Regions from separate parts of the Homo sapiens genome. Here region 2 is linked to region 1. A link is a loop called in an ENCODE intact Hi-C map of the cell type or tissue named here. Cell type or tissue: GM12878. All regions are shown on one strand.

What was found. Hi-C counts contacts between places; a loop is a spot of excess contacts. Peaks named below come from ENCODE experiments on the same cell type or tissue, not always from the same donor. Only the 100,000 strongest peaks of a DNase experiment are listed, where the experiment ranks them.
Region 2: it touches region 1 in a loop (2.1-fold over the local background); 1 of 110 quality-filtered maps calls a loop at or near these places.

The regions. Positions count from the first base shown.
Region 1 is chr9:1,428,034-1,430,533 of GRCh38, forward strand. The region is part of intron 3 of LOC102723803 (a long non-coding RNA gene); the gene reads left to right. Among named protein-coding and RNA genes, the nearest start is that of DMRT2, 380 kb to the left of the region's middle. In GM12878, a CTCF peak has its summit at 1,513; no DNase peak of the experiment used is centred here.
Region 2 is chr9:1,273,122-1,275,621 of GRCh38, forward strand. No RefSeq gene overlaps it. Among named protein-coding and RNA genes, the nearest start is that of DMRT2, 220 kb to the left of the region's middle. RefSeq lists an enhancer at 626-1,127. In GM12878, no CTCF peak of the experiment used is centred here; a DNase peak (open chromatin) is centred at 941.

The sequences.
Region 1 (2,500 bases):
GGCTTGTGCGATGATATTGTGAAGTCATGTTTAAGTGGAAACTCAGACACCAGATGTGTACAGCTGCAGTAGAGGAGCCAACCCAGCCAAAGCCAGAAAAGCCCCATGCTGGTTGTTTTACTTTTGAGTGAGAAGGAAGGGGAAATAAATCTCTCACAATAGATAAAGAGAAGATAGTTCATGTTTTTTTTTATCACCTTTTTCTTTTCCTTTATTTTAAAGTCTAAATGGGGCCATTTGTCTTTAATGTGTTTTACCTATCAAGAAATACGTGAGCAATTCTATATCAATTAAAAAATGTGAACAGTTCTGCAGAAAAATGTTCAGTTCAAGTGGCTTAAGACAGGTTCCATTTGTTCAACAATCTATACTTTTTAAAAGGCTATACTTTTCTTGAGAGTTCCTTAAGTTCATAGCATGAAGAGGGATGAGTTGCTGATCCTATATACGTAAGTATTGCCTTTATAACCGTATTTTTTTCCTCTTTGGGTAAAGATTTCATTTAAACAATCATCAGCAAATGTCTTTGCTAATGGTATATATACAGTGGGACTAACTTTTCTCTGGGGAAGTTAGTCCATTGAAAATTATTTGCTGTAACTTATTCCTTGCCGCAGACAGTATCATGGTCCAACAGAAAAGCATTTAAAACTTTGTTATGTGTTATTAAGGAATATTTACACTTGTGGGGCTATTCTTAAGATAGCCAGAGCACTTTTGTAGCTGAATTACAAAAAGAACACATCCAACCTAGGTTTGTTTGTTTATTTATTTAGGCTACTCCTTGCAGAGCAGGGCTAACTCCTAAGCAGTGTCCCCAGCCTAGTCTTTCTTAAATACAGAAAAGATGAAGCCCAGAATCCTAGTTTTCAGAGTTTATATCTACAAGTCTGACTTATCTGTGAAATTGGCTAGAGCTAGAATATACTTGATTACAACCCCTTTAAAACTGAGCTTCCCATTTTGTCTATACACATATTGAAGACTGTAAAGAAGGAAAACACGTAATGTTTTCTTAAAAATGTCCTAAAATGAGACATTTAAATGTCCTTAAAAATGAAATTCATCATTTGTTATCTTAACATACTAGTATATCTGAAACTTGACAACGCAAGTTTCAGATATACTAGTATGTTAGGATAACAGTAAAAGAAAGATTAGACTAGCAGGGGAATAAAATGCACAACAAAATCTCCTCTCCCTTCCTGTACTCTTATTTGAATGAAAAGACTGGAAAAGATGCTTGGTTTAAACCACATGGGAAAAATATCTTTTCAGCTGCAAACTGCTTTTTATATTTTAGCAATGTAAACACATTGTATGGGAATACAAGGGGCTGTGCTGCCTCCCTGTCCAAATACTGCATGCAGGTAACACCGAACAAGAGGTGGAGTGATAACATGGACAGACTGCCTGGAACACAGATACCATCTCCCAGGGCCCAGGATTCGGAGGCCTAGAGGTAACGCTGGTGTTTCTAGGCTTTGCAACAGTGAAGGACCACTGCCACCTGTGGACAGCAGCAAGCATTAGCGACATGCTGCAGGCCGAGTGAAGTGTCAGTGTTGTATTTTTACAGTGACAACAAGGCAACCTGGTGAACCAGATATTCCAAAATTTTCCCAATAAGTGTTTTATGAGTACCTCCATGGCCTGGGGTAGGACTTTTCACTGCAAATCAATAAGCATCCTTCAGACCATATGTATGTAGGACATGGTCATCATGTGTTAATATAAAACCACAGAGAAGGCATCTTAAATTCTAATGCCTTTGAGGGGCAGTTAGATCATGTAGATGTAAAAGAATAAGAGTGATCAGGACAGCAAATTGGAGACCGCATGCCCTACCTAGATGCATTCAGTTTTGTTTATTTATTTACTTTTTAAAGAATGTACTCCATCAAGCAACATGCGTTTGAAGCTCAGATTCAGCCTGCAACCATCTAGCACCAGAGGTCAGTGAGTGGATGTATGAGATCCCAGGTTACATTTGTGTACCCAGAAGCAAAGGTCTAAGCATGCTTCATTCACTCATTCATTAATGTAGAAATTCAACTTATTCACCGAAAAATACTTATTGCATCTTTGTCTTATTCTAGACATCACTCTATCTTGATAGACAAGTTGGGAAAATAGATATCAAACAAATAATCACACAAATAGAATTACATTTGTAATAAATGAAATGAATGAAAATCCCAGGCAACTCTAAAAATGTGTATCATATTTCATAATATGTGCTTGCTTATAAATCACATCACTACACTATATACCTCTAGAAAAAAAGAAAACCCTGCCAATTAAGTTATAGCTCTGTGCTTTTTTATACATTTTGTCTCATACTTACGGAGAGAATTCATTTTTTACTTAGTGCAACATAGAATTTTTATCACACATTCTTGTGCGTACATAAAAAGGAAAATATAAATTGAATAAGACATTTCTAAAACCTTTTCACATTGAGAGTTGAACTCATTTGAAGCACTTTTTGACACAGAGT
Region 2 (2,500 bases), 150 kb before region 1:
TTGATGTTTCAAAATTCCTTAACTTTTTAAACTCTTAGAAAAATTTTAAATGCTGTTTAGGAAGTCTTTGTTGCTATGCCTCTCCTAAGAATAAACTACTGATGATTTGTAACACATATTTTTTCTTCTTTAAAACTCAAGACCTTTAAAATTTCTAGGAATGTTCCTAGATGTATTCTGTGTAGTTGAAATTTTGTGACATCTACCTGGAGAAGTGGAAAGTTACATTCGAACACAAAATGCTGGAAAGTTTATAGTGTATGAAATGTATTTTCCATGTAGTATTCTCAGTGTAGATGAGCAGTCTTTCAAGGAAATTCCCAAACTCTAAGCCATACCAATTAAACGATACATATTTAATTCATAAGAAAATTACTATGAAATGATTAACTTTCCTTTAAACATTTAAATCATTACTTAATTTAAAAAGTGAAATAAACCGTAAGTTTTTAGGGGATTATCTATATTCTGAGTATAGCACAGTACCCCTTGCATTCTTCCTGGTATGTTGATATATGGAGAATATACAAACTGTGGGCTAAATTGAGACACACATTAAGTAGAAATATTTTATTTTTCTGTCATTTGCATATCATCACACACAAAATTTTATGTTGTGATTCTGTTTACTCTTTTTAGCTTCTGACTTCCAGCCAACAAGATTTTCCTTCCAAATTTGCCCTGTTTTATTGAGTTGAAAGATTTGTCCCTCTCATGTAACCTGGTCTGGATCTTCCTATAAGAAATTTGCAGTCGTGCCATGAAAAATGCTTGTAGCACAGACATATGCAAAGTATTACCACTTTGCTTTAATCACCAGAGCAGAGTCACTCCATGAATAATTCGAGCCACTAGCATCCTGTTGAAAGCCAAGACCTCTGGGTTGTGAGTCATCTGTTCTTTTCTGTGGCAGGTGTTGGGGTCAAACACTTTGGATCTTTACTATGGTTTGTAGAAAGGACAGTTAGCCATGTATGTTCCTAAGCTGCTGCGGTTAGTGCACTTTCATTAGATGAAAGCTCATTTGAGGTGGTTGCATCCTGGAGGAGACAGTTTGCTTTTCTTTCTGCAGACCTGAGTTTTACGGTCTCTCTGTAGTATTTCATATGGAAGCAGCTGTTGATGGATTCTAGTTCCTCAGAGTTGGACATTTTATCTGAATCACAAAACCACCAAGTGATTTCACATGAGAATAAACCTGTCAAGGTCTGTTTTATGGAGAGCCAGGTATGGACAATGGTTGGACAGGCCAGTGCTGCTGCCACCTAGATCCCACATTCAATTTGGTTGAATTTTGATATTAATATTAAGTAATCGTCAGGCTGAGAGTAAGTGGGGATACTCTAGTACAATATTATTGTTTAAAAGAGAGTAGCATGAGTACATGAAATCCCAATTAAAAATGATATACTATGACTGAAAAATATCATTCATTCAATTCCTTTGTTCACTCATTCATTCATTCAATCCACTCTGATTAGTGGCAATCAGGAGGTTTATCATAAGTTATGATACTAATTTGTAAGTGGCATATTAATTGATTTTATACGTGCAGATGCCTCAAAAATTCCTGAAGGCACTAAAAATTTCTCCCTAAAGATATATAATACATAAAAATATAATACAGGATAATTTCTCGAAATGCCGTTTTTTCCCTTTCTTTCTGGTTAGGATCTTGAAAAAAGTTAAAAAGCAGTGATTACATTCAACATATGGTGTTGGGAAAATGGAATATCAACAAGCAAAAAATGGGGTTTGACCATTATCTAACATCATATACAAGCATTAACTCAAAATGGATCAAAGACCTAAATGAAAGATATAAAATTATAAAATTCTTAGAAGAAAACATAGGAAAAAATCTTCATGATGTTGAATTTGGCAATGGTTTCTTGGATATAACACCAGAAACACAGGCAAGAAGAGAAAAAATAGACAAATGGGACTTCACGAAAACTGAAAAATTTCGTGCGTCAAAAGACAATATCAACAGAGTAAAAAGACAACCCATAGAATGGAAGAAAATATTTGCAAATCACATATGGAATAAAGGGATTAATATCCAGAATATACAGAGAACTCCTAAAACTCAACAACAACAAAAACAAACAACTGGATTCAAATGTAGGAAAAGGACTTGAATAGGTACTTCTCCAAAGAAGATATACACGTGGCCAGTAATGGCATGTTAAAAAGATGTTCAACATCACTACCATTAGGAAAATGCAAATCAAAACTACAATGAGATGCCACCTTACACCCATTAGGAGTGACTACTATTGCTACTATTAAAAAAAAAAAACCAAAAAACAAACTGAAAACAACCAGTGTTGGCAAGGACATGGAGAAAGATGAAATCCTTATGCGCTTTTGATGTGAATGTAAAATGATACAACCACTGTGGAAAGCAGTAGGACAGTTCCTCAAAAAACAAAAATAGAATTACTGTATGATTTAGCAATTTTGTTTCTGGGTATATACCCCAAAGAATCGAAAGCAG